Linked DNA regions of Homo sapiens: regions 2 and 3 are each linked to region 1. A link is an interaction called in ENCODE POLR2A ChIA-PET data of the cell type or tissue named here. Cell type or tissue: OCI-LY7. All regions are shown on one strand. Region 1 overlaps NT5C2 (5'-nucleotidase, cytosolic II). Region 2 overlaps WBP1L (WW domain binding protein 1 like). Region 3 overlaps PCGF6 (polycomb group ring finger 6).

Evidence for each region. ChIA-PET counts read pairs that join two places held together with the same protein. Peaks named below come from ENCODE experiments on the same cell type or tissue, not always from the same donor. Only the 100,000 strongest peaks of a DNase experiment are listed, where the experiment ranks them.
Region 2: POLR2A ChIA-PET joins it to region 1 with 6 read pairs; 3 of 35 experiments call an interaction of 5 or more read pairs at or near these places.
Region 3: POLR2A ChIA-PET joins it to region 1 with 5 read pairs; 9 of 35 experiments call an interaction of 5 or more read pairs at or near these places.

Annotation. Positions count from the first base shown.
Region 1 is chr10:103,180,680-103,188,679 of GRCh38, reverse strand. It overlaps NT5C2 (5'-nucleotidase, cytosolic II), which reads left to right. Exons shown (of 19, transcript NM_001351169.2): 2 at 7,352-7,495. Among named protein-coding and RNA genes, the nearest start is that of NT5C2, 8.6 kb to the left of the region's middle. RefSeq lists enhancers at 1,271-1,770, 1,771-2,272. In OCI-LY7, no CTCF peak of the experiment used is centred here; DNase peaks (open chromatin) are centred at 6,669 and 7,239; H3K4me3 peaks cover 5,498 bases; H3K27ac peaks cover 6,805 bases.
Region 2 is chr10:102,798,127-102,806,126 of GRCh38, reverse strand. The region is part of intron 2 of WBP1L (WW domain binding protein 1 like); the gene reads right to left. It also overlaps the pseudogene RNU6-1231P. Among named protein-coding and RNA genes, the nearest start is that of CYP17A1-AS1, 31 kb to the left of the region's middle. In OCI-LY7, no CTCF peak of the experiment used is centred here; no DNase peak of the experiment used is centred here.
Region 3 is chr10:103,295,663-103,303,662 of GRCh38, reverse strand. It overlaps PCGF6 (polycomb group ring finger 6), which reads left to right. Exons shown (of 10, transcript NM_001011663.2): 10 at 1-867. Among named protein-coding and RNA genes, the nearest start is that of INA, 23 kb to the right of the region's middle. In OCI-LY7, no CTCF peak of the experiment used is centred here; no DNase peak of the experiment used is centred here.

The DNA of each region.
Region 1 (8,000 bases):
TGGGCAACTGATCGTAAAAAATTGTAAAAAACACTGTGACCTCTACAGAATCTGGACCCATAAATCTGTTTCTACATCTGGAAGGGAACTTGAGAGTCTTCCACGTTCAATGCCTTCATTTGACAGATGGGGAAAGTGAATCCCAAAATGTTTTGCATTTTTTGTCTTTTATGCAAGAAAGTCTTCCCTACCTTTGATCCGTAAGGCTGTTCATCTCTATATTCTTCTGTAAATTGTATGGTTTTGCTTTTTCACATTTAGGTTTATTGACAGTGCGTATTTTTTTCTGCTTAGTTTATCTTTATTTTTTATTTATTTATTCATTTTTGATTTTTGCACTGTCGCCTGGGCTGGAGTGCAATGGCGTGATCTCTGCTTACTGCAACTTCCACCTCCTGGGTTCAAGTGATTCGTCTGGCTCAGCCTCCCGAGTAGCTGGGATTACAGGCGCCCGCCACCATGCCTGGCTAATTTTTTTGTATTTTTAGTGGAGATGGGGGTTTCGCTATGTTGGCCAGGCTGGTCTCGAACTCCTGACCTCGTGATCCACCTGCCTCGGCCTCCCAAAGCATTGGGATTACAGGCGTGAGCCACCGCGTCCGCCCTATTTTATCTTTAATATGATCAGCTAGTATTTGTGTTACATATTCTTTTTCTACCATTATGTTTGTCATAAAATTATGCTCTATAAATTCATAAGGACAGGACATGCTTTTGTTATGCTCTGATTTTGGGTCAGAATATTGTAGAAAATGAAATTTTTGAATTCATTTTAGTGTAAATATTTTACAGATTTCTGCTCTTCTACATTATTTTGTCTCATTTGCCTTTAAAGATGAGTAGTACATGTATTTGACTATCCTTGAAAAATATTTTGCACACTTTTTATAGCAGTCATATTAGAATCTAGTTAGGCATTTGTGTATCTCTATCTAGTTTGTTTGAGAGCTGCTAAGTAAACCAGCTAGAATAATAGTGTGTAGATTGAAATAGCTCAAACATTCTGTATCAAAATTATAAGAATTTTAAGTTATTTTAATAAGCATTTAACAGTATCATGCTGTGTAAATAAGACCAAGCTGTGGCTTGGAGAGTAAACATTAAAAGTTTTTTTTTTTTTTTTTTTTTAAGATGGATTCTCACTCTGCCCCCCAGGCTGAAGTGCATTGGTGCAGTCTCAGCTCACTGCAACCTCTGCCTCCCGGGTTCAAGCAATTCTCTGCCTTAATCTCCCGAGTAGCTGGGATTACAGGCGCCCACCACTACACCTGGCTAATTTTTTATTTTATTTTATTTTTAGTAGAGATGGAGTTTCTTCATTTTGGCCAAGCTGGTCTTGAACTCCTGACCTTGTAATCTACCCGCCTCAGCCTCCCAAAGTGCTGGGATTACAGATGTGAGCCACTGCAACTGGCCTTTTTTATTTTTTTAAGGTGGAGTCTCTCTGTGTTGCCCAAGCTGGAGTGTAGAGGTGCGCTCTCAGCGTACTGCAACTTCCGCCTGCTGGGTTTAAGCGATTCTCCTGCCTCAGCCTCCCTAGTAGCTGGGATTACAGGTATGCGCCACCATGCCTAGCTAATTTTTGTATTTTTAGTAGAGACAGGTTTTGCCCTGTTGGCCAGGCTGGTCTTGAACTCCTGACCTCAGGTGATCCGCCCACCTCAGCCTCCCAGAGTGCTGGGATTATAGGCGTGAACCACCGCCCCTGGCCTAACATTAGAATCTTTCACAAATCTGGTCAGTAAATGCCTTTTTTTTTTTTTTTTTGAGACGGAGTCTTGCTCTGTCACCCAGGCTGGAGTGCAGTGGCTCCATGTCAGCTCACTGCAGCCTCCATCTCCCGGGTTCAAGCTGTTCCTCTGCCTCAGCCTCCCTAGTGCTGGGATTACAGGCATGTGCCACCACGCCTGGCTATTTTTTTGTATTTTTAGTAGAGACGGGGTTTCACTGTGTTAGCCAGGATGGTCTCGATCTCTGTACCTTGTGATCCGCCCGCCTCGGCCTCCCAAAGTGCTGGGATTACAGGCATGAGCCACCGCACCCAGCCAGTAAATGCCATTTTTTTAAGCCTTGAATTACTCGTTTACTTTTGAAGTAGGTTTGGTGAAATAAATCTTGAATTAATTCTCTCTAGGTCTGAGAGCTTCCAGGAAGAAAGGAAACAAACCTATAGCTATAGTTGTCCTTATATTTAGGATACTTTAATTGACGTGATAAATGTGTGAAATTGTTACAGCCTCTGATACGTAATGGACGCTATGAGGTTTTGACTCCAAAAGTAGAAGCCTATTACTCATTCCTGCAAACATCAAGTACTGTATTGTGCTAAGGCTTCAAGTATTCAAACATCTTGCACTCAAGCATTATAAACAGTTTATATTGACCAATTTCCATGTCTCAGCCACTGTTCTTAGCACCTTACATCCTTGTTCCAACTCTACCTGTTTTGCAATGGAAGAAACTGTAGTGCTTATAATTTGCTTAGTCGTAGAGCTAGTTGGTGTTAGAGCCAGGTTTTGAACGCAGGCAGTGTGGCTCCAGAATCCGTACTCTTAACCACAGTATAATTCTGTGACTTCAAATTATCTAACTTCTCTTTCCTGTTTACTTCTTCGTAAAATGAGGATAATAGTACCTAACATATAGGGTTGTTCTGAAAAGTCAGTGAGTTAAAATATGTACTATGCTGCTTAGAATCATACATGAAAAATAGTAAGTACTCAATAAATGTCAGCTGTTATTATGTTAGCATTATTAAGGCATCGAACTCATGCATATCTCTGAATTTTAACCAAATAGGTGGACTAAACCTTAAGTATGAATTTATATATTAAAAGGTAGAAATACTGTGGTCTGTGGTTATTTATGCCTTTCCGATTTTATCTTTTTAAATTATTTTGTAACAGGAAAAATAAGAGCTAAACCAAAGTTGAATGGTGAGCAGGAGTTCATTGGTAAGAGAATGAGTTCTTTCCTGAAATAAAGCAGTTTTTTACCTGCTTTTTTTTTTTTTTCCTTTTTTTTTTTTTTGGAGACAGGGTCTTTGTCTGTTGTCCAGGCTGGAGTGTGCAGTGGTGCGATCTTGGCTCACGCAATCTCTGCCTTCCCGGCTCAAGCAATCTTCCTACCTCAGCCTCCCGAGTAGCTGGGTCTACAGGCACCCGTCACCATGCCTGTCTAATTTTTGCATGTTTTTATAGAGATGGGGGTTTTGCCATGTTGCTTAGGCTGGTCTCGAACTCCTAGGCTCAAGGGATCCGCCTGGCTTGGCCTCCCAGAGTGGTGGGATTATAGGTGTGAGCCACTGCACCTTGCCCTATGTATTTTTTTTTTTTAAAGGAGTATTCAGGAGTCATTACTAAAGGTGCAAAGTATTATATATCGTCTGAATGTAAAAATTGTACAGCTGGTTTATACCTTTATGCTTTTGAAGACCTCAGTTAATTATGGCAACGTTTTGAAGAAATAGCTCAGTCTTTTAAAATGTTTTCCTTACATGCTCTCTTGTTCCTTTGTGTCAATAACCATGTTATTGTTGAAGGTCCGGTATTATTCAAAACATTCAGTTAGAAGCAGCCTTAATGTGTTGATGTAGAACAAATATATAGCATTCTATGTGATATGGCAGGATAGTAGCAATAGAATGTTGATGAGAACATAGCAAAATTAGTCTTTTTTGTATATTTTCAAAAGTTTAGGAACAGATGAAATAAATTTGTAGTTTCTAGTTACAATTTCAGACTACAGATAGGAGCATGTAGCTGCTTGAAGAAGAAAAACAAATTGTCAAGGCAACAGGTACTGCATTTCTCACTCGACAAGTTCTCTCTTCTCAACTTTGTTATTTTTCCTTCGGAGAACAAGGAAGCTTTTGTTCCGAGGCCTGATGTTGAAATGTTAGCAAAATATTATGTTAATCAAGCCAAGAATCTTATGTATTTGTGAACCAAGAATAAGATTTCACAAAGATTCATTTAGAGTATTAAAAGGGACTTCTGCAGTTATTCTTGCATTTTCAGGCTTACACAAAAATAGGCTTCTGAAAAGCAAAGGGCTCCATGTGTAGACGTTTAATGGTTCATTTATTTCTGTCTGTTAAGTCTACTGTGCGAGATGCTGGGGATACAGCAGCAAATAAAACACTCCTCTCCCTTATGGAGCTTATATTTTGGAGAGATTGACAGAATGCAAACTGTCAAATGTAAGGGTTATGTGCAAAAAACAAGTAAAGCAGGGTAAGAGGACAGTGAGTGATGTGTGTGGGTAAGTGTGATGTTATTAGTTGGAGTTTGTTAACTGTTGGCATCACTTTGGTGTGTGAACTATTGAGTGTTGGCCTTTGACAGGAATGTGTAGTGCAGTTTGGGACAAGTGACATAAAGAACTCTGAATGAAAATAATGAAATGAAAAATAAACAAAAAAACTTGTTTATAGGCTGGGCACGGTGGCACATTCCTGTAATTCCAGCACTTTGGGAGGCAGGTGGATCACTTGAGGTCAGGAATTCGAGACCAGCCTAACCAACACGGTGAAACCCCGTCTGTACTAAAAATACAAAATTAGCCGGGCGTGGTGGCTCATGCCTGTAATCCCAGCTACTTGGGAGGCTGACGCAGGAGAATCGCTTGAATCTGGGAGGCGGAGGTTGCATTGAGCCGAGATCGCGTCATTGCACTCCAGCCTGGGCAACAAGAGTGAAACTCTGTCTCAAAAAAACTAAAAAAAAAAAAAACCAAAAACTTATCATGAACTATTTAAAAGATGAGAGGTAATGAAACATTTAAGATAATTTAAATGCAACAGTTTCAAGGAGCCTTCTGGAAAAATAGGCATTTCTTCATCTTAAACTATTTTATTTTTTAATTTTTATAGATTTAGGGGGTACAGTTTTGGATATATAGCATAGCAGTGGTCTGGCTTTTTAGTGTAACCATCACCTGAATAGTGTACATTGTACTCATCAGGTAATTTCTCATCCCTCACCCTCCTCCCACCCCCACTTAAAGTATATATATATGTGTGTGTGTATGTGTGTATGTATATGTATATATATATATATGGCGTGAACCCAGGAGGCAGAGCTTGCAGTGAGCTGAGATGGTGCCACTGTACTCCAGCCTGGAAGACAGAGCGAAAGAGACTTCGTCTTTAAAAAAAAAAAAAAAAAAAAGCATTTGTTTAATTATTTTTGCAGTAGAAGAAAAGAAAGGAAGAATGATGCAGAGGCAATATTGAGAGGGATTTGGGGCAGGAATTTTTCAAAATTCATTAGAGTTATTAAAGAACAGTTTAAAACTAGTAATTCCAAGAAGGAGGGATAGATTGTTAAAAAAAAAAAAAAAAAGCTAATAATTTCAGGAAAGAGGGGAGGGAAGGAGTGTGTGATATATATATATATATATATATATATATATATCACACACACACATATATATATATCTCCTTTCATGTGTTTTGTGATGATAAGGAGTAAAGGTTACAAAATACTTAAAAAAGCTATAGCTTATTTCACAGTGCTATTCTTTGAGTTATAGGTGACACTGTTAACTACAAATATGAGGATTTAGTTTTTCAGCAGTACTGGTAGATGAATTAAAGTAAACTTGCATCTGACTTTCCATGTTTTTAAGGGGATGTATTTGTAAGTAAGTTGGTCTGTGGCTATGTTACAGAGAGGCCCTTAAGCACAATATAATGATAAAACCAAATGTCTAACTACTATAGGTTATTGATTTTACTTGCTTATCTGCCAAGGACTAGGGTTATCAAAGACTGAATAAAATGTGGCTATTTAGTACAATATGAGGCATACAAATGGAGGATATAGCTTTAACTTTTGTTTTTCCATAAACTAGTTTAACATGAGTAATATGCAGTGAAAGTTGTTGTATTTAGAGACCAAAATAAGTTTCAGGCTGGTGAGAAAATTTGAAGAAATTATTCAAAATTATCCTTTCCATGTAAGTTTTAGGGCAGTGTTCTTAGAATGAGAATGAATGGTTGATTATAAAACTTAAAAATGCCAAGTTTAGTTTTTTTTTTTTGAGATGGAGTCTTGCTCTGTCACCCAGGCTAGAGTACAGTGGCGGGATCTCGGCTCACTGCAAGCTCTGCCTCCTGGGTTCAAGTGATTCTCCTGCCTCACCCTCCCAAGTTGCTGGGATTATGGGTGCCTGCCACCACGCCTGGCTACTTTTTATATTTTTAGTAGACAGGGTTTCACCATGTTGGCCAGGCTGGTCTTGAACTCCTGACCTCAGATGATCCACCCGCCTCGGCTTCCCAAAGTGCTGGGATTACAGGTGTGAGCCACCCAGGTTTTGTATTTTAAATACAAAATTAAAATTTGAGTGAAGTAGAAACTACTGATTATTCATACTGCTATTATTACCCTATTATCTATGTTGACATACTTATTCCATTGAAAAATGAATATTTGATTCAAATTGCCATGTGTTAAACACTGCCTGATAGACCTGCTCTACATATTGTTAAAGTGCTCCTCACTTTATTCCAAATGAATTACTGACCTGACTTGAAACAGACATGTAAAATGACTTTTTAAAGAGCGTTTGCCAATGTATAACTCTAGCAGCGTGGCATTTTGTCTTAATGCAGAATTGTCATGAAAAGAAGTGCTGACTGCTATTTTTTCTTTTTTTTTTTTTTGAGATAGAGTCTCGCTCTGTTGCCCAGGCTGGAGTGCAGTGGCGCAGTCTCAGCTCACTTCAACCTCCGCCTCCCGGGTGGGAGAAGCAATTCTCCTGCCTCAGCTTCTCGAGTAGCTGGGACTACAGGGATACGCCACCACGCCTGGCTGATTTTTTTCCGTTTTTAGTAGAGACAGGGTTTCATCATGTTGGCCAGGCTGGTCTCGAACTCCTGACCTCAAATGATCCACCCACCTTGGCCTCCCAAAGTGCCAGGATTACAGGCGTGAGCCACCACGCCAGGCCTTTACTGCTATTTTTATACTTTTATCAGTTTGGGCGTGAAGAATATTACTGTACTACATCATAATTCTTGAACTTTTCTTAACATTATGTTAAGTAATGAGGTAATTATGGGAGGGACAAAATTTCCTTTCATTGTAGTTTAAAGATAGTGGTCTTACTATATGTGGCTATCAGCATTTTATTGGCACACCATTTTGAAGGAAAGAATATTCAGTGCAGATTGCTAACCAGGCTTACCCTACAGTTTCAGTTGCTCTTTGCTTCCTGTTTTCAGCAGTTGCCTAGAGCTGTTGGAGCAGCTGTTTTCCTTTCTTTGGGGGAGGGTGATGGTAGTGGTGAAGGGGACTGTGCATGTTTTGCCTGTGAATTATTATTTTTTTTTTTTTTGAGACAGAGTTTCGCTCTGCTGCCCAGGCTGGAGTACAGTGATGTGATCTCCTGACGTCAAGTGATCCATTCGCCTCGGCCTCCCAAAGTTCTGGGATTACAAGTGTGAGCCACTGCCACTGGCTGAAAAAGTCTTATTGTGGCATAATTGGTATACAATAAGTTGCACAGAGTATATAATAAATTTTAACATATATATATGTACCCATGAAACCATCACCATAATGAAGATATTGAACGTATCACCCCTTCTCCCCAAAAGTTTTCCTGGGCTCCTTTGTAATACCTCCTCCTCTCCGTACTTGACCTCCTTACCCCAGGGAACCACTGGTCTGTGTTCTGTCAGATTAGTGTGCATTTTCTAGGATTTTATATATACGGAATCATACACTATGTACTCTTTTTGTCTTCTTTCACTCAGTGTAGTTATTACGAATTTTTTAATGTTTTGCATGTAAATACTTTATTCCTTTATATTGCATAGTAGTATTACATTGTACAGATGTACCATAATTTTTTTTATCCATTTACTTGTGGATAACATTTGGGTTGTTTGTAGTTTCTGGCCATTACAAAGCTGCTAAGAACATTTGTGTATAAGTTTTTTTTTTTCTTTTGAGACAGGATCTCTGTCGCCCAGGCTGGAGTGCAGTGGC
Region 2 (8,000 bases), 380 kb after region 1:
ATTCTTGTGCCTCAGCCTCCTCAGCAGCTGCAACTACAGGTGCGTGCCACTACACCCATCTAATTGGTTTTTTTTTTTTTGTATTTTTAGTAGAGACAGGGTTTCACCATGTTGGCCAGGCTGGTCTCAAAATCCTGAGCTCAAGTGATCCGCCCGCCTCAGCCTCCCAAAGTGCTGGGATTACAGGTGTGAGCCACCGTGCCAGGCCAATTTTTTTTAACTTATTTTTAAGAGACAAGGTCTCACTGTCACCCAGGGTAGAGTGCAGTGGTGTGAACGCAGCTCACTGCAGCCTTGATCTCCTGGGCTCAGGTGATCCTCCCGCTCTGGCCTCCTGAGTAGCTGGGACTACGGGCATGCACCACCACACCCCACTAATTTTGTTGTTGTTGTTGTTGAGATGAGGTCTCACAAGGTTGCCCAGGCTGGTCTCAAACAAACTCTGGTCTCAAGCAATCCCCCTGCCTCAGCCTCCCAAAGTGCTGGGATTACAGGTGTGAAATACCAGAGATGGCCAAACTTTAAAATTTTAAAAGTACATTCTCCCGTTAGGTAATCAGCATCTGCTTGGCGCAGTGGCTCACAACTAAAATCCTAGCTACTTGGGAGGCTGAGATGAGAGGATTGCTTCTTGTGAGGTCAGCCTGGGTAACACAGCGAGATCCCATCTCTAAAAAAAAAAAAGATAGCCAGCATCTAACTCTACTAGTTTTTTACCTGGCCACCAGTCATTTTTTCAATAGTTCTCTACCTAAAGGTAAACCAACTTCTAACTTTTATACTGCAATATATATGATCTATTTCACAGCTTTTACAATTTTTTAAAAAATTTAATTAAAATAAATTTTTGAGACAGGTATTACTCTGTCACCCAGGCTGGAGTACAGTAGAGACCAGAACTCACTACAGCCTCCAACTCCTGGGCTCAAGGAGCCCACTTTAGCCTCTCTAGTAGCTAGGACTACAGGTGCACACCACACCTGGCTAATTTTTAAATTTTTTGTAGATATAGGGGGGTGGTCTCACTTTGTTGCCCAGGCTGCTCTCAAACTCCTGGCTTCAAGTAATCCTCCCACCTTGGCTCCCAAAGTGCTAGGATTACAGGTATGAGCCACCACACCTGGCCAACATGGTTGTTTTTGTTTTGTTTTGTTTTGTTTTGTTTTCCCCGTTTTAAAGAAAATCTCATGCATTGGTTTTCATGTTTGCCAAGTATTTCTGCTTCTTCTCCTTCTAGGCATGTGGGTAGGCTTGAACTTCCTGACCCCCTTGTGACTGGGTGAGGCTTTGGGACTAAGTCTAACTAATGAATTGAGATTGGATGTGATATATGTCACTTAGAGGCCAAAATGTGTCTTGCTAATATGAGACCCTCCATTAGTCTTCCTTCTGTTTTGGCAACTGGCAACATCCCAGATGGTGATTTCACATCAGTCTGGGTCCCAGAGGATGGTGAAGTGGAAACAAAACTCTCATCCAACCTTCGATGGACACACAGTGTGAGTGAGGAATAAACCTGCTGTTTTTAGGTCACTAGGATTTTGGACTTGCTTGTTCCTGTGGCACAACTTAGCCTATCCTGACTACTGCAGTGTGATTACAAGTTTTTCTTGGGGAGAGAATTTAAAGTGTTCATCAGATTTTTAAAGGAATCCTTGATCCAGAAAAAGGCTAGATTCACTGAACCAGAAGTATAATTTTTTTTTTAAAAAAAAAAGGGCTTTTTTTTTTTTTTTTTTGAGACAGGGTCTTGCTCTGTCACCCAGGCTGGAGTGGAGTGGTGTGATCTCGGCTCACTGCAACCTCCGCCTCTCGGGTTCAAACGAATCTCCTGCCTCAGCCTCCCAAGTAGCTGGAACTACAGGCATGCACCACCACACCCAGCTAATTTTGTATTTTTAGTGGAGATGGCATTTCACCATGTTGGCCAGGCTGGTCTCGAACTCCTGACCTCAAGTGATCCACCCACCTCAGCCTCCCAAAGTGCTGGGATTACAGGTGTGAGTCACCACACCTGGCCAACTTAGGAAAAATTTTAATCTTTTAGCTAGATTTCAAAACCAAGGAAGAAAGTTCATTTTTACATTTTTTACTTTTTTTTATGGAGTGCTTCACAAATTTGCCTGCTATCCTTGGCCGGGGCCACACTAATCTCAGTATCATTCCAATTTTAGTATAGGTGCTGCTGAAGTAAGCACAAAGAAGAAAACTTTAAAAAAAAGGAAAACCTGGCTGGGCGCGGTGGCTCAAGGCTAGAATCCCAGCACTTTGGGAGGACAAGGCGGGCGAATCACGAGGAGACCATCCTAGCTAACACAGTGAAACCTCGTCTCCACTAAAAATACAAAAAATTAGCTGGGCGTAGTGGCAGGCACCTATAGTCCCAGCCACTCGGGAGGCTGAGGCAGGAGAATGGCGTGAACCTGGGAGGCGGAGCTTGCAGTGAGCCAAGATAGCGCCACTGCACTCCAGCCTGGGCAACAGACAGAGCAAGACCCTGCCTCCAAAAAAAAAAAAAAGGAAAACCCAACAAAAGACACACCAGAGACAGAAATATGACCCTCCTTTCCCCAACAAACACACACCTACCAAGAGACTACATTCCTCAAAGACAAGTTTTGAAAATTGTGAGTTCACTGTGGGGTGCATTTGTCATGCTAAGCAAAATGGAAAACATGTTTTTAAAAACAATCACAGTCCAGTGTAGGAACTGAGTCATGTGCCCCATGACTACACTACAAACCCCAAGAGTTCACTACAAACTTGGGAAAACACCACTCTTCAACTGGCAGGAAATTCCCCATTAGGAGGCTCAAGCATACTGTAAGTGAGCTCTCCTCCCATCCTGCAGGACGGTGGGTGACTGGCTCCCCTGGCCCTTCCTTGCTCTCAGCAAGAGCTCCTGCCACTGCCACAGTGGAAAAGGCCTGAATTTGGGAAATGAAGACGTCAGAGACTCGCAACTTCTTCTGAAAGCCCAGCCAACTTTCCTACAAGCATGACTGCAGACGTGGAAGAGAAAAGGCAGATGGCCTGGGTTCAAAGCCCAGCTTAAAAACACATATTCTAGCTTTGTGACCTTGGTCATTTTGGTTTTACTTCCCTCATCTGTAAAACGGGGAGAATAAAGGTCTCTAACTTATCTGGTCACTGTGAGGACTAAATGAGTTAATATATGTAGTATACGCAGAACTATGCCTGATGTATGGTAAGTTCTTAGTGTGTTTATTGTTGTTGTTACAGGCTTAACCATAGATGGGCAGGGTTTCCTTTAAAATTTCCTTTCAATTTCCCTTTTAACCCCCAAAAAGTATTCCATAAAGAAACACAGGGCCCAGTGTGGTGGCTCATGCCTGTAATCCCAGCACTTTGGGAGGCTGAGGCAGGTGGATCACTTGAGGTCAGAATTTGGAGACCAGCCTGGCCAACATGGTGAAACCCCATCTCTACTAAAAATACAAAAATTAGCTGGGCATGCTGGCGCACACCTGTAATTCCAGCTATTTGGGAGGCTGAGGTGGGAGAATCGCTTGGACCTGGGAAGCGAGATCATGCCACTGCACTTCAGCCTGGGCGAGGGAGTGAGACGCTGTCTCAAGAAAGAAAAGGAAAAAAGAAACACAGGTTAGGAACAAGTCCAAAGTCTGCTTTTAGGTTCTGTTCTTGGCACTGGAAATTCAATCAACTCCTATTTACTGAGCTCTTGCTAACAATGGGTATCTTAAGACAAACTAAAAACAAAACAAAAAAAAACGGCAGGTAAAAAACGAAGCTTGGGCAACATGGCGAAACCTTATCTCTACAAAAAAATACAAAAATTAGATGGGCATGGTGGCACATACTCATAGTCCCAGCTACTTAAGTGGCTGAGGCAGGAGGATCCCTTGAGTCCAGGAGGTTAAGGCTGCAGTGACCAAAGATCATACCACTACACTCCAGCCTGGGTGATAGAGTGAAACCTTGTCTCACACACACAAAAAGAGGAAGGAAGGAAGGAAGGAAGGAAGGAAGGAGAAGGTGGAAGGAGGAGGGGGAAGGGGGAAAGGGAAAGGCTGGGGGAAGGGTAGGGGAGGGTGGAGGAAGGGGAGGGGAGGGTGGGGGGAAGGGTGGGAAGGTGGGGGAGGGGTGGCAGGGTGGGGGAAGGGTGGGGGTGGGGGGAAGGGTAGGGAAGGGTGGGAGGGAGGGGGGAGGAAAAGTGGGGAGGGAGGGGAGAGGAAGAGTGGAGAGGGAGGGGAGAGAGGAGGAGGGAGATGGGAGGGAGGGAAAGGAAAGAGAGAGAGAAAGAAAAAAAGAGAGAGAATAAAAAATGAAAAACGAGTTGGGCAGCACTGACAGGATTTGCTAATAGCCTGTTTTGTGTCACTTCAGGGAAATTCCACTGTCCAGAAACATACCCCTCTCCCTCCTAAAGCCCAAACCAGGGGAAACTGATGCCTGGGTGAAATTCTCCCAAATGATCTCAAGGGCAGAAATTCCCAACTTTGATCTCTCCCTGGAAAATGTAGCTTGCTGAGTGGAGAGAGCCCCAGGATGAGAACAGGGAGGAGTGGCTTTGGGGTTTGGGCCAATGCACATCCTATCCCCTCCCCGCTGGATTACCTTCTGAAGGTAAGAATTCTGTCTCTCCAGTTTCCAGCCCAGAGGAGGTCACAGCATCAACTAGGAACTTGTTACAATTGCACATTCTCAGGTTTTTAAATTCTCAGTTTTGAATCAAAAGCTCTGGGAGTAGGGCCCAGAAGTGTGTGTTTTCGGTAGCCCTTCAGGAAATTCTGATGCCTGCTAAAGTTCAAGAGCACTGGAATAAGGGTTTGCTGAATGAATAACTGATGGAATGATGAATTAAAGTACAGGTGCCGTAAAAATGCATGGAGATAATACTAACAACGATCAGGTCCTTAATAGCCTCAACTACTGCCCCTATTAAACAGGATCTGCCGTTCTCAACACATGCAGGCCCAATAACTGGTTTGGGTTATGAAACATTGAAAAGACATGTGGGAAAGGTTGCCGGCCAGAGCTCAGGTCTATGTGTGCTTGTGTGTCTGTGTAAACCGTGTGTGTGTGTAAGTATGTGTGTGAGAATTGAGAATTTTCCTCAGCACACAGGAAAATGCAGTTTAGTAGAGGTAAAGGGTGGGTAGAAATGGCATTTTTTCCCGGAGGCCTTTCCTGTAGGCAACTATAGTTAAGGAGTTGCCCTGTCTGATGAAAACTCTGCCAAAGGATTTCCTGGCTGAGGAATTTTCTTTCCAAAGGAAGGTGGGAAGGAAATCAGCCCAAAGCCCGTGACTTTCACACTTCAGGCAAAGTTGAGAGGCAGTTAGAGGGAACAGGGTTGAAAGCAACAAAAAGTGCCATTTTGATGAGAACTTCAGGTGTTTGTTCCAACATCAACCTCCCTCCCATACACACCAGGCAGAAGCCATGACCTCAATAAAGAGGGAGATCGGAGGACTTCCTGAGAAGGGCGTTTTGCTTTTATGTCTCCCATGCCTCCAGAACGTGGAAAACACATGCCAGCTCATTTAACGGGGCACCTTTTCTCTCCGTCTAGACACTGCTCTCTGCTGGGCCTCCTTTCCTAAACGCCCGTAGCTAGAGAGACACTTAGCCGTTCATGCAGCTCTTTCTCTGACTTTCTTTAAGCCCTTGGGGTGAGGCACCTGCTTTCCCAGACTACCTCCTTGCCCTCTGGGTCTCCCTGTCCCCACCACTCCACCCCCCTGCCCTGGCTTTGGTGACCCAATTCAGGTGGCTCCTGAGTCGGCTCTGCCAAAAGCCCAGGAGGCTCTGTCAATCTGAGACGGGGCCATGAGCAACTTCGTTCCTTTTCACAACTGATGCCGCCTGGCCAGGACCCAGAAAAACAAACTACAGCTCTGTGGCTTTTTGGCAGCCCAGCTTCAACTTTTGTTTTAACAAAGGGTGGGAAGGAGAATTTGAACCCTGTGGTTATCTGCATTTTAAAACATTTAAACAGAGTCTGTCTACCTGCTTGGCACTGTGTGTCCTCTAGTAAGTTTCTCAGCCCCACCCCTTCTAAAATAGCAACAATGACTGTGCCCTCCTTCACTGCTGCTTATATATCTGCAGGTCTGGTGGGGACATCTTGAGCCTTGTGCTCTCCTGCACTGGACTGCTCCTGGAATTCCTCAGAAAGGCAGATGAGCCCGTCCTCAGTCCTCAAAAGGGAAAAGCGAGGGTGAGGGAGAGGTCTTGTTTGGAGGAACCACTCCTGTTGGCTACAAATACAACTGCATTTCAGATGGACAGACCTCCCAGCCAAGAGTCTAATTTCCTTTCTGGACCAAACAATAGTCCTTCTGGCTGCTTTCTTGCCATATCACTGACACAGGGGTTGATGGGGGGGATGAGAAAGGGGAAAGGCGCAGATAGGATGGTGGGGGCAAGGTCATGGTTTGACAAACCCGAAGTCTGTTTCCAAATGGAGGCAGTGATGAGGGCTTAGAATCATCTGGGGAAACCGCCTGCAGTCTCCTTTCTCAAGAGACAATTGTAAGAACTACGGCAATGTCAGTCACCTGGGGCCTCGCTGTCCTAAGCACCACCCCCCCAACACCCTCTCATTCTTTGTCCAGCATCCTACACTGTCTCGTCTGAGTTCCAGGAAGGTCAGAGTACAAAGAGTGTCAGTTGAAGCAACCTTGGGTCACTCCCTGAAGACCCTAACACCATCACCACTGTCGTGCAACTTGAAGAAGCAAGTGGTTCTGGCTTCAGTCAAACCAGTGGCAAGACAAAGATGGTTTCCACATGGCATTTTTCTTTTTTTTTTTTTAGATGGAGCCTCGCTCTGTTGCCCAGGCTGGAGTGCAGTGGCGCAACCTCGGCTCACTGCAACCTCCGCCTCCCGGGTTCAAGTGATTCTCCTGCCTCAGCCTCCTGAGTAGCTGGGACTGCAGGCACACACCACCATGCCCAGATAATTTTTGTATTTTTAGTAGAGAGGGGGTTTCACCATGTTAGCCAGGCTGGTATTGAACTCTTGGGCTCAAGTGATCCACATGCCTTGGCCTCCCAGGGTGCTGGGATTATAAGCGTGAGCTACTGTGCCCAGCCTCCACATGGGATTTAGCTGACAGTAAAAGGTTAGGTACACTGGAGAATCCTCCAGGAACTTCCATGTGAGAACTGGGTAAGAAATAAAAGGAGCTGAGCCTCAAGACTCCCTTTCTCCAGAAGGTCCTCTATAGGCAAGGACCTAGGGAAAGACTGTTCCTTTCCGAAGGACCCTCAGAAACAGAGGCACTCCATGAGGTTCTATGGGAAATTCTGGAAGCCCCTGTGGTCCTTACAAGAAAATGGCATAGTGACCATCTAGAGTGGCCTGGCATTCATAGTAGCTTGGCTTGCAACCTCTCTCTGCAAAAACAGCAAGCCAGCCAGGTGTGGTGGCTCACGCCTCTAATCCCAGCACTTTGGGAAGCCAAGGCGGGCAGATCACGAGGTCAACAGATCGAGACCATCTTGGCCAATACGGTGAAACCCCATCTCTCCTAAAAATACAAAAATTAGTTGGGCATGGTGGTGCACACCTGTAGTACCAGCTACTCAGGAGGCTGAGGGAGGAGAATCAGTTGAACTCGGGAGGCAGAGGCTGCAATGAGCTGAGGTTGCGCCTGCACTCCAGCCTGGTGACAGAGCGAGACTCCGTCAAAAAAAAAAAGAAAGGCAAACCTGGGCTTCTGGGAGGGCCCAAGGAAGCATCTAAGTTGTTGTCAGCTGCTCAGCACACAATGGAGAGGGCAGCCAGGAGAACCTCAGGCAAGAGCTTCTGCAGCAGACCTGGCTAAGACCATATTCTCTAGTCTTCAGCTAACAAAGTCCAAAGAGCACCAGAACTCTCTTCCTCTACAAAGGAAGCACTTCTGGAACCCATAAACAGATTCCACTCACCAACACTGTCCCCAAGAGAATCCGAAAAGGGCTAATGCCCAGAGTTTCCCACTAAGCAGAGGCAGTAACTGGGACCCTGG
Region 3 (8,000 bases), 110 kb before region 1:
TAAAATTTCTTATGATTTTAAATACCTTGACATTGATTTTGCTTCCCATCTTTGAAGTAATTGGTTAGTTTTCTTTGTTCAGCCATTTCAAGTTGGTGGTTGGGATATCTGCTCTCTGGGATGGCATCAGTTGGGCAGTCATCTTTTTGGAAGAGAAGTGTGCTTTTGAGTGGAAGATTCAAAGCCAGTCTTTGTTAAACTGCAGGGTGTACTCTCAAAGACCAAAACTATTGGCCACTTTTGTATGTTGCCAGCATATTTTGAACTTGTACCTTTTTTTATACTAGCAACACTACAAAGGAGAAGTTACTCATTTCAAAATGGATGAATTGTTATTATGTGTGAAGAGACTCTGAGTTTATGATCTGTGCCATAAAATTTCAGTGTAATAAGACTTCTTCAATACATCTTCCAATAAGGGGTGCTTCTTTGTGACAGTATTTTTATTTCTGACATTCATTTTATTTGGGTACATAGTGTGGTTGTTGATACCTTGCAATAGTATTGCTTCTGAAAGTAATAAAAAATTTTAGGAGAATTTGAGAAGTTTACAGAATTACTTATTCATTGTTTTCTTAGTAAGTCAGTTTAATGTTTATTTTTCTCATTATTTCATCACTGCAATAAAGAATAAGGGTGTTTGAGCTCACCTCCATGCAAAGACTTCAGTTTTAAAACATTATTTGCCTAAAATTAGCATTGTGATGCTTTCTGAAAGAAATATTTTATAAATCCTGTTTAACAGCAGAATTTCTGAATGTGTAGAGACTACTACAAAATTGGAAAAAGATTGGCAATTCTTTGTAAAGAATTTGTGAATTGTGTATAAATTTATTCTAACATTTAATAAAAATGTATTTTAACCTATTTGGGAATGTTAGTGTTTACTGTGGGTTAAAAAAAAAATAACCAGGCCAGGGCTGGGTGCAGTGGCTCACGCCTGTAATCCCAGCACTTTGGAAGACCGAGGCAGGTGGATCACCTGAGGTCAGGAGTTTGAGACCAGCCTGGCCAATATGGTTAAGCCTCGTCTCTACTAAAAATACAAAAATTAGCTGGGTGTGGTAGCAGGTACCTGTAATCCCAGCTACTCAGGAGGCTGAGGAAGGAGAATTGCTTGAATCTGGGAGGCAGTGAGCTGAGATTGCACCATTGCATTCCAGCCTGGGAGACAGAGCAAGACTCCATCTCACAAAAAAAAAAAAAAAAACCAGGTCAGGCACTGTGGCTCATGCCTGTAATCCCAGCACTTTGGGAGGCCAGACGGGCAGATCATTTGAGGTCAGGAGTTTGAAACCAGCCTGGCCAACGTCTCTACTAAAAATACAAAAGTAGCTGGGCATGGTGGTGTGTGCCTGTATTCCCAGCTACTTGGGAGGCTGAGGCAGGAGAATCGCTTGAGCCCAGGAGACGGAGGTTGCAGTGAGCCGAGACTGTGCCACTGCTCTCCAGCCTGGGCGACAGAGTGAGTGAGACTCCATCTCAAAAAAAATAAAAAATAAGCCAGGCGTGGTGGCTCATGCCTGTAATCCCAGCACTTTGGGAGGCCAAGGTGGGCAGATCACTTGAGCTCAGGAATTCGAGACCAGCCTAGGCAACATAGCAAGATCCCATCTCTACAGAAAAAAAAAAAAAATTACCTGGGCATGGTGGTGAATGGCTGTAGTCCCAACTACTCAGGAGGATCAATAGCCTGGGTGGTCAAGGCTACAGTGAGCTACGATCCTGCCGCTGCACTCCAGCCTAGGCAACAGAGCAAGACACTGTCTCAAAAAAAGCCTGATCTTTAGTAGCTACTTAGAATGTGCCACTTGTAACAAGTGAGTTGACCGAGAGTTGAAGAGATGTTAATGTTTAAAGATTATTGTCTTCAGAACCCAGATTTTGTTGTTTTCAACATTACAGATTTTTTTTTTTTTTTTTGAGACAGAGTCTTAAGGCTGTCACCCAGGTGGAGTGCAGTGGCGTGATCTCACCTCACTGCTACCTCTGCCTCCCAAATTCAAGCGATTCTTGTGCCTCAGCCTCCCGAGTAGCTGGGATTACAGGCCTGTGCCACCACACACGGCTAATTTTTTTTTTTTTTTTGAGACAAGTCTCGCACTGTTGCCCAGGCTGGAGTGCAGTGGTATGATCTCGGCTCACTGCAACCTCTACCTCCCGGGTTTAAGCGATTCTCCTGCCTCAGCCTCCTGAATAGCTGGGATTACAGGCCACCCGCCACCATGCCTAGCTAATTTTTGTATTTTTAGTAGAGACGGGGTTTCACCATGTTGGTCAGGCTGGTCTCAAACTGCTGACCTCGTGGACCTCGTGATCCGCCCACCTCAGCCTCCCAAAGTGCTGGGATTACAGGTGTGAGCCAACGCGCCCGGCCACATTACAAATTTTGCCATTTCAGGGAAGAGATTATCCCCACAGAGACTCAACTGTAGACTTGGGGTAAGCATTCACTTACCCCCTATTTTCCTCAATAACCATCCCATTCATTACTGTAACATGGCAAAATACTTATCTCCTTAAAAGTAGAATATCAAATGTAATTATTTGATAAACACTTCTGTGATGAGCAAGTTAAGAGTGTCACTTGTTAGACATTGTGTGGACAAGAAGATTCAAAGAGGAGTGATCTGTCTTCAAGGAACTCACAGCCTATGGGTTACAACACCTCTAAGAATCTAATAAAAAGCAGTTATTGGTAAGTACTGTGAGTCAAAAAAATTCTACCTTTTCTTTTTTTTTTTTAAACAGAGTCTTGCTCTGTCACCAGGCTGGAGTGCATTGGCAAGATCTCGGCTTACTGCAACCTCCATCCTCCGAGTTCAAGCGATTTTTCTGCCTCAACCTCCCAAGTAGCTGAGATTACAAGTGCCTGCCACCGTGCCCGCCACCGTGCCCGGCTAATTTTTTGTATTTTTAGTAGAGATGGGGTTTCACCATCTTGGCCAGACTGGTCTTGAACTCCTGACCTCATGATCCACGCACCTCGGCCTCCCAAAGTGCGAGGATTACAGGCGTGAGCCACCGCGCCCGGCCTGTAGCTGTCTTTAAATAACCAGAAGGTCAAAAAATGAGGGAAAAACCACAAGTAAAAATTAGCCAGATGCTGGGCACCATGGCTCACGCCTGTAATTCCAGCACTTCGGGAGGCAAATGTGGGAGGATCGCCTGAGCCCAGGAGTTTGAGACCAGCCTGGGCAACATGGCGAAACACCGACTCTACAAAAAATACAAAAATTAGCCAGGTATGGTGGGGCGAGCCTGTAGTCCCATCTACTCAAGAGGCTGAGGTGGGAGTATCACTTGAGCCCAGGAGATGGAGGTTGCAGTCAGCTGAGATTGCACCACTGCACATAGCCCGGGTTACAGAGGCAGATCCTGTCTCAAAAAATAAAAATAAAAATTAGCTAGTTGTGCCGGGCGAGGTGGCTCACTCCTGTAATCCCAGCACTTTGGGAGGCCAAGGTGGGCGGATCACGAGGTCAGGAGATCAAGACCATCCTGGCTAACACGGTGAAACCCCATCTCTACTAAAAATACAAAAAATTAGCCGGGCATAGTGGCAGGCGCCTGTAGTCCCAGCTACTCAGGAGGCTGAGGCAGGAGAATGGCGTGAACCAGGGAGGCGGAGCTTGCAGTGAGCGGAGATCACGCCACTGCACTCCAGCCTGGGCGACAGAGCAAGACTCCGTTTAAAAAAAAAAAAAATTAGCTAGTCGTGGTTGTGTGCTCCTCTGATCCCAGCTACTTGGGAGGCTGAAGCAAGGAGATTGCTTGAGCCCAGGAGGTCAAGGCTGCAGTGAGCTACAATCATGCCACTGCACTGCACACTCCAGCCTGGGTGACAAAGTGAGACTCTGTCTCCTTAAAAAAAAAAAAAAAAAAAAAAACGCCCAGTCTTTTGTTGTTGTTGTTGTTGTTGTTGGTCTCGAACTCCTGACCCTCATGATCCGCCTGCCTCAGCCTCCCAAAGTGCTGGGATTACAGGCATGAGCCACCACACCCAGCTTTTTTTTTTTTTTTTTTTTTTTTTTTGAGATAAGGTCTCCCTCTGTTTCCCAGGCTGGAGTGCCGTGGCATGATCTCAGCTCACTGCAGGCTCCATCTTCCCCGCTCAAGGAATCCTCCCCCACCTCAGCCTCCTGAGTAACTGGGACTACAGGTGCCTGCCACCATGCCTGGCTAATTTTTGTATTTTTAGTGGAGTTGGGGTTTCTGTCCACCTCAGCATCCCAAAGTGCTGGGGTTACAGTCATGAGCCACCATGTCAGGCTCAAATGCCCAGTCTTGATTCACTCTGATTCCCCCACTTACCTGTTCTCACTTTATCTCTGCTGAAGGTGCACAAGGCCCGGATACATGTGTTAGTCTTATTGTCACCACCAGCACCATGCATTTAGTTTAGCTGAGATGAAGGTTTTTTATTTTATTAATTTTTTTTTGACACAGAGTCTCACTCTGTCTCCCAAGCTGGAGTGCAGTGGCTCGATCTCAGCTCACTGCAACCTCTGCCGCCTAGGTTCAAGCAATTCTCCTGCCTCAGCCTCCTAAAGTGCTGAAATTACAGGCATGAGCCACTGCGCCTGGTTGAAAGTTTTTTCAAAAGGAGTTTTTACTAGGAACAGAAACAGAAACAAAACTAGATACCCAAATCTGCACAAAAGTTTGCAATAGAGCATATGAAGTACAGATTCTAGAGCCTAACTTCAATGGCTAAAGAAAGATTTGTTTGATTGGGACAATTTGCAGGTCCTTTTGTTTTTGCCTAATCCCTATCTGAGGTAATATTAAGCAAAGATGCCCAGAGGAATAGTTCATGGTAGTTTTATTTTTTTTTTTAATTTTTTTTTTTTTTTTTGAAACAGAGTCTCATTCTGTCACCCAGGCTAAAGTGCAGTGGCACAATCTCAGCCGGCTGCAGCCTCTGCCTCCCAGGTTCAAGGAATTCTCCTGCCTCAGCCTCCCGAGTAGCTGGGACTACAGGCACTCACCACCACACCCGGCTAATTTTTGTATTTTTAGTAGAAACGGGGTTTCACTATGTTGGCCAGGCTGCTCTCAAACTCCTGACCTCAGGTGATCTGCCCTCCTTGGCCTCCCAAAATGCTGGGATTACAGGCATGAGCCACTGTGCCTGGCCATTCGTGGTAGTTTTAATTTGGCAGAATGAGTGCTTAGCAGTTTTCTCGTTTCTCCTTTAATGCCATCCCGTTTTCTCTGTAATATAGATCTCAGCCATTCCCGCTGACCTTGGGCGTCACTCTCCTTCCTCTGCACTGCCTTTCTCTGCTGCTTCAGTCAGATGCATTCTTACCTAGTTTCAACAGTTCTTCCTTTGGACTCCAAGCTAACACCGACCTGGACATACTCTATCCCCTCTCCTACAGAGACTTGGTTTAGGATTCCTGAAAGTAACACCTTGGACCCATGTATTTGTCCAATTCAGCTTGTCCAAAGTGTGTACCCTATTATCCACTCTTAGATAAGTGTTCTTATAATTTCACCAGGAGATATTTACTCATCAGATGTATTTGTAACTCACTGTTAAAATTTTTATTCTGTTTTTTCTTTTCTTTAAAACTCGCAGCTGGGTGCAGTGGCTCATGCCTGTAATCCCAGCACTTTGGGTGGCCGAGGTGGGCGGATCACAAGGTCAGGAGTTTGAGACCAGCCTGGCCAATATGACAAAACCCCATCTCTACTAAAAATACAAAAGTTAGCCGGGCGTGGTGGCGTGTGCCTGTAATCCCAGCTACTCAGGAGGCTGAGGCAGGAGAATTGCTTGAACCCGGGAGGCGGAGGTTTCAGTGAGCTGAGATTGCACCACTGCACTCCAGCCTGGGTGACAGAGTGAGACTGTGTCTCAAAAAAGAACCTCTAGTCATTGCAACCACTATGCTGTATTTTGTTATCTTGGAAACCTCTGATAATAGAGAAGATTCAAGCACATGCTGATTCTGAATGTTCATCTTTGTTTTCTTTAGTAGACCATGTCTTAAGAGGAAGTCCTATTTTTTATCCTTTTTCATTATGTTGTTGTGTATATGAGTTTGATTATTGGCTTCTCTTCACAACTGGACTAGTGAAATCTAAATTTTATTACCTGTAGAGATTAATAGTCCTCTCACAAATGAAATGACATATTGATCTCCCGAAAGCCTGCCAAGTAGTTACTTACACAGAATGGGTATTATGGCTTGATCGATACTGCATTTTGATTTGGTGCTGATGGTGTCTGTGGTTTTACAGGGCTTCTTATTATGACACCATTTTCATTGAAATGAGAAACAATTTTTTCTTCTGAGGTTTCTCAGGAAACATTTTCCCTGAGAGAAAAGCTAGTTGAATAATATTTTAAATTAGAAGATGAAGAAAAGGCTGCCAGGAACATTTTTTTTCCCTGAACAGAAATAAAGGCAGGGAGCTGGGCACGGTTCTTTGTGCCTGTAATCCCAGCTACTCGGGAGGATCACTTGACCCCAGGAGTTCAAGACTGCAGTGAGCTATAATTATAACACTGCACTCCAGCCTGGGCGGCAGAATGAGACTCTGTCTCTTAAAAAATAAGTAAAATAAAATAAAATAAAATAAGACATAAAGGCAGTATTGCATAGTCGTTAAGGACACAAATCATAGAGCCAGACTACAGAGCTTAAAATCCCCGCTGTAGGCCAGGTGTGGTGGCTCACGCCTGTAATCCCAGCACTTTGGGAGGCCAAGGCAGGCAGATCACCTGAGGTCAGGAGTTTGAGACCAGCCTGACCAACATAGCGAAACCCCATCTCTACTAAAAATATAAAAATTAGCCGGGCATGGTGGCAAGCACCTGTAGTCTCAGCTACCTGGGAGGCTGAAGCAGGAGAATCACTTGAACCCAGGAAGCAGAGGTTGCGGTGAGCCAAGATCATGCCACTGCACTCCAGTCTGACTCTGTCTCAAAAACAAACAAAAACAAAAAAACAAACAACAAAAACAAAAAACAAAAACATAAAATCCCAGCTTTGCTGCTTGCAAACTCTGTGATCTTGGACATATTATTTAACTTTTGTAAACTTTAGTTTTTCTTCTCTGTAAAAGGGAACAATGGTACCTAACTCAAGGGGTTGTCATGAGAATCAAGTGAATATATAAAGCACTGAGAACAGTACCTGGCACAATCTATTATCAAGTTCAAATATGGTCCTTACATACTCACTTCTCAGATTACTTTGCTGAGTTAGTTCCTTTCTGATGAATAAGAGGGTCCATTAATATTACAAGATTGCTGTTGAGCCATCTATTTTTTCCTTTCTTCTTACATATTTATCATCTTACCTGCTTCTATCAATAACCAGGAAAGAGATGGGGATACAGCTTGGCGATCAACATCTCAGGAGCAGAAGTTGGACCTGCATTCTGCTTTCACCCTAATTCCAATCTTAGCTCTTCTGCTTCTGCTTTATGACCAGATTATTCCATGGACAGACAGTTTCAGTTGTCAGAAAGAGTTCCTGTTGTTGAGCTAAAGTCTTAGTTTAAGATAAAGTATTGTTTAGCCCTAAAGAATATCAGGAATTTTAAATGTCGTGTATGAATTCTTATCCCAGGAAACCATGGAAGATTGAAATTACACCTCTCACTTATTCATACATGTAGCATAGCAAATGAACCTGTGAGTTAAATTTGTTTTAATAAGCACTTCTAAGAAAATATGCTATTTTTGCCATGTGCAATAATCAGCAATTGACTAAAAGCTGCCACTCGTTAGTATTCCAAAACTCTAGTCCTTATACAAATGATCTTGGTTACACTCTACTGAGCATTCTATAACCCTTAGGAGTGTATGATAGAACTAGAATGAAATGTCTCAGACCCAGAACAGAGACCATTTGCCTCATTATGGGAGAGAATAGCCATGTGGTGATCCACAGTGATTAATCAATGAGGAAGCAAGCCTAGAGACCCCTCTAACTTCAATCTTCAGTTTTCTTTGTAGCTTGAGCTTCCTCTGTTTTGTTTCA